2 separate regions of the Homo sapiens genome follow, and region 2 is linked to region 1. Evidence: chromatin loops called from intact Hi-C (ENCODE). Cell type or tissue: PC-3. All regions are shown on one strand. Region 1 overlaps ITSN1 (intersectin 1). Region 2 overlaps ITSN1 (intersectin 1).

Region 1 (2,500 bases):
GAATCACTCGAACCTGGGAGGCGGAGGTTGCAGTGAGCCGAGATCACGCCACTGCACTCCAGCCTGGGTAACAGAGCGAGAGTCCTTCTCAAAACAAACAAAAAAAGAGCTAATGCAGACCTCTTCTGGTTAGACCTGACACGGAGGAAGTAATTGGCTGGTCAACTTAATGGCGCCCCACAGCTTCCTCTGGATCCTGCTTCTTTGTACTTGGAACACAGTTTATTTGAGCTAGAGGAAAGGAAAGTTCTAGAATTCCTGTTTCCTCAGCCTGCACTGTATCAGATCCAGGATATGTCTGCATTTCATCAGGATCAAGTAAGATACATAACCTTATATCTGTAGGAGCCAGAAAAAAAAAAATCTATTCCTGATAGGCATGGAAACTTAGTCCACATGAAAGACAGAAGACATCTAACAGCTGTCTGTCTTGGGAGCATTAAAACCCAGACACCAAGACACACTAGACAGTCCATCTCTGGGTTGTGATCTCTCAGAAACATCTTAGTAGTTAATGCACTGTTCATTTAGGGAGTCCCCATCCTGGTCCAGGCCACCCTCCTAGAAGCTGGGCGGCAGCTGGACGGGCCTGCCTTGGTGGCATTCAAGCAAGCCTAATTGGATTAGGTTGGTGCAAAAGTGATTGCGGTTTTTGCCATTGCTTTTGATGGCAAACTAACTTTAAGTCATTAAAATAAGACCCAACGCTTATAAAAGAGTTCATATCCACCTCCCAATAACTTCTTTAGTTCCATGCAGCCTCAATCAGTTCCTCCATTCAAAGGAACCCTCTTTACCCTGGCCCTGGGGGAGCCATATTACACCCACATCATAATTTTTCTGACACTATGTGTGCTTGTCAAATTTCAGGGTCAGTTTCCCCTTATTGGATGTCAGGGGTGTTTTGTGAGTTGTGTTTTAATAGGATTCTGTTCGATTTTCTATACCAGCCTATATTGTTACTATCATCTGCCTAGTATGAATATTTTAGTATTCAAAGCCCACCAGATAAAGCTGTGTTCAGAAGTGGACTTTTTGGTCAGCCTTGAAAAAAAAAAAATCAGCATTTCTCTGATATTTCCTGAGGATTAACCAGAAACTAAGGTTTCTTTTTAGGCAGTGGTAAGAATGCGTATTTTCTTCTTCCAGAAGTTCTGGTTTTATACTTTTATCTTTTGAAAGAATAACATTCCTGTGCGACTCTGCTTCTCTTCGCTTTTGCATTTCTCTTTTTTAACTCAAATCTCTTATTTCCTGCCGTTCCTGTATCTAAACAGAATGGGGGCCTCAGGCAGACAGGAACCAAAGAAAGGGTGTAGTGGCTTTGCAGCGTTGGGTGAGCAGCAGCCGCTGCCATTCTGTGCACTGTCACCGGCGGGGGTGGAGGGTCTCCCTGTAGGAGGAGGAAACTCGCTGTTTTCACTGGCAGATTTCAAGGTGCCGGCTCCACCTACCGCAGCTGCTAGGCATTGCTCTTGTGTAGATCGCAGAAGGAGTTATTGGTGATGTGGGGTGTAGGGGAAGACAGGAAAACGGACTCAGAGCTAGGAATGTGGGCCTGGCAGAGACCGAAGGCTGGGTGGGAAGGAAGCTCGCGGCGAGCCTAGGGTTCAAGCCTAGCGCGCCAGGGGTCTCCAGTGAGACCTTGCTCTTCCCTGCCGCTGAGGCTGGGGCTGCACGGAGGTCCTCAGGCTTCCCACCCTTTCTGCATCAGCTTTAGTGTCTGTCGGCTGGGTGGACTGCAGGGCAGGTGACCTGGAGGAGGCCCTGCTCCCCAGCAAGCGTTCTAGGAGTTACGGTGTGCTCTATTGGGATTGGATTACAGTCTCTACTTGTAGACTTTGACTTCTGGAATTTTAGGTGGAAGGGAATTTTTGTTGGTGGGACGCAGCAGCTCAGTGCGTGGTGTGTGCATGCGTGTTTGTGCGTGCGTGTGCATGTATGTGTTTGTGCGTGCACGTGTGCGTGTGTGTGCATGGGTTTGCGTGCATGCATGTGTGTGCGTGCGCGTGTTTGTGTGTGCATGTGTGTGTGTCTACGTGTGTGTGCACGCATGTGTGTGCGTGTATGTGTGCGTGTGTGCATGTTTGTGAGTGCATGTGTTTGTGCGTGTGTGCGTATTTGTGTGTGTGCGTGTGTGTGCGTGTGTATGTGCGTGTATGCATGTGCATGTTTGTGTGTGCGTGCATATGTGTATGTGTGTGCGCGTGCGTGTGCGTGCATGTGTGCGCATGCGTGTGTACCTACCCACACCTAGGGGGATGCATGGCTCTGTGCCTTGGAGAGGGAAACAGGAAATACGTTGCTCCACAGTCCTGTCATCCTGGTCAGGACTAGTCGCGTGGTTTGCGGACAGAGTGCAAAATGAAAATGCGAGGCCCCTTGTTCAGGTGATGAAGCATTTCTAGACAGTGAGAGGAGAGCATTAAGCCAAGCTCAGGTCCCTTCTGAGTGCATAGCCCCTTGTGGCTGCCAGGCAGCACACCCAGGAGGCCGGCCC
Region 2 (2,500 bases), 93 kb before region 1:
TGTGAACTTTTAATTATGTAAAAAGAGTAATGAATTATACAGTTAATCTGCTTTCCTACTTTGTAACAGAAAATAGTTTAGAATTTTGCTTTGTTATTGTTTCTTTCCTTGAACTAATAATCATTTTATGATGTGACTAAAACTATAGGAACCAGTTTAAGAAAGAAAATCAGACATGGTTGATCTAAATCATTTTCTAAAAGAAAATAGTAGTTCCTTGTTCTAGTTACTCTCTTTAGAGTCTTAGAAGTAGTCAACTCTGCATTACTCTTAACATTTTTTTTTTTTTTAAAGATAATTTAGATTTTTTTTTTGTTGTGGTTGACACAAGTTCTCACTCTGTTGCCCAGGCTGGAGTGCAGTGGTGTGATATTGGCTCACTGCAACCTCTGCCTCCCTGCAACCTCTGCCTCCCTGCAACCTCTGCCTCCCTGCAACCTCTGCCTCCCGGGCTCAAGCAAAGCGATTCTCCCACCTCATCCTCCCAACTAGCTGGAACCACAGGCGTGCACCACCATGCCCAGCTAATTTTTGTAATTTTTATAGAGATAGGGTTTCTCCGTGTTGCCCAGGCTGGTCTTGAATTGCCTGGGCTCAAACGATCCTCCCAGGTCAGCCTCCCAAAGTGCTGAAATTACAGGCATGAGCCACCATGCCTGGCCTAGAATTTGTAAAGAACTGTGAAAGTTAACAATTGAAACAAACATGTTTCTTACCCAAGGACTGTATGTCTTTGAAGTATAAAGGGTGGTGTACAGGTGATTTTACTATTACTCATGCATTCATCTTGCCATATACACATCATATCTGTGGATCTTTAATAGGCTAAAATACCTAGAAATAACAATATGTTTGGCACTTAGAGAAATGAATTCCTGTGTCCCCTTTTTTCCTAATAGCTGCTTTCTCTGTAATTACCATGGGCTAGAAGAAGCAAGGCCAAACATCCCAAATTATTTTTTCTTTTTTTTGAGACAGGGTCTCACTCTGTCACCTAGGCCAGAGTGCAGTGGCATGATCTTGGCTCACTGCAGTTTCCACCTCCCAGGCTCAAGTGATCCTCCTGCCTCAGCCTCCTGAGTAGCTCAGAGGCGTGTGCCACCACACCGAGCTAATTTTTATTTTTTTACATTTTGTAGAGACAGAGTCTCCCTATGTTGCCCAGGCTCCAGATCTTTAAAAGTTAAAATCACCTTAACAGTAGCAAAAACCTCTTCAAGTATACTCCATGGCTTCATTCAGCACACAGTTATTGACTGAAACATGCTGGGTGCCAGCCTTACTCATCCTTTACAGAAAGAACTGTTGGTTTGGGCATGCCACTCTGTACACACAAATGGTAACTTGAGCCAGCGGGGTGTGTTTCTGTCAGCTTTCCTCTGACTTCACCACCTGCTGTTTCCTACACCGTGGTTTCTGATAGCCTGAAGCTACTTTACTCATACTGCCTCATATTTGAAGTAGTGTATCCTGTAAAGCAGATTAATTGTAAAATATGTAAACACCATATAATAGGAATCTAAAATTTCTGAAAATACAATGTCACATCAGTGAGGACCTCATTACAATTTTTTTTTTAATGTTAAACAAACCAGCCTAATATTTTTGAAACTGGATTTTGTTGCAACACAAGGTGCAGAGAAGCAGCTCGCTCTCATCCTAAAGTAAGGGAATGTTATGAAATGTGATGATGAGGAAATGTTGCAGGTGATCTGTATCTTAATGAGAAAGTGTTGCTCTTTTTCGGGAACATATCTGGGCTTCACTTGTAATCCTAGGCCTGTTGAAACCTTTTCCTCGAATTGGCTAGTTAACCACCAGCTTGATGAGATGCGTAGAGTTTAGATATGCTGTAAGAATAAAGCATGTCATTAAACATATATTTTGCCTTGCTTTCAAACCTTTGCTTTCCTGGTGGAGGTTAAAGGGGAATGGGTAAGTGTTGCCTAACTGTCAGGAAGTCTGCATCTTATTCAATGTTTTGTCCTTTTAAGTCACTTGAATTCTGTGTAAGTACACGTATCTCTGGGTGTTGTTGCGGCAGTAAAAATGTGTTTGAGTCTGTGTAGTAGGTTGTGCTTTTTAAAAAAAAAGTAAGTCGTAAGTCTTCTCAGTTTGTGTACTGGGTTTCTTTTTGTTAGATTCCTTTTAAGGACTAACTTGAATGCTCTGTGTTTGGCAAGGGATTAGGTCAAGTCTCCATCTCAGGCCATAGACAAAAAGGAGTTCCAAGTAGATTAAACATAAAAGATAAAATTCTGGGAAAAAAATTTTTTTAAGCAGACTATTGGAATAATTTTCTGGCTAAGAAAGGCCTTTTGAAGCTATAAAAACCAGAAGTCGTTAAGAGGCAAAAATGGACAGTCAACAATATGCAAAAATTAAAATGTCTATGTTTCAAAATATATGAGACCAAGGGTTACATAAAGGGTTACCCCTGTTACATAAAGATTCCGAACAGTTCACTTTGAAAGACACCCACAAGCCTTAAACAATTGGC

The links. Peaks named below come from ENCODE experiments on the same cell type or tissue, not always from the same donor. Only the 100,000 strongest peaks of a DNase experiment are listed, where the experiment ranks them.
Region 2: it touches region 1 in a loop (7-fold over the local background); 2 of 110 quality-filtered maps call a loop at or near these places.

The regions. Positions count from the first base shown.
Region 1 is chr21:33,893,500-33,895,999 of GRCh38, forward strand. ITSN1 (intersectin 1) reads left to right here. Exons shown (of 40, transcript NM_003024.3): 40 at 1-2,500. Among named protein-coding and RNA genes, the nearest start is that of ATP5PO, 21 kb to the right of the region's middle. RefSeq lists enhancers at 1,384-1,970, 1,971-2,500. In PC-3, a CTCF peak has its summit at 1,450; a DNase peak (open chromatin) is centred at 1,462; H3K4me3 peaks cover 772 bases.
Region 2 is chr21:33,800,510-33,803,009 of GRCh38, forward strand. It overlaps ITSN1 (intersectin 1), which reads left to right. Exons shown (of 40, transcript NM_003024.3): 20 at 1,921-1,935. Among named protein-coding and RNA genes, the nearest start is that of ATP5PO, 110 kb to the right of the region's middle. RefSeq lists an enhancer at 1,153-1,654. In PC-3, no CTCF peak of the experiment used is centred here; a DNase peak (open chromatin) is centred at 1,342; H3K4me3 peaks cover 639 bases; H3K27ac peaks cover 1,856 bases.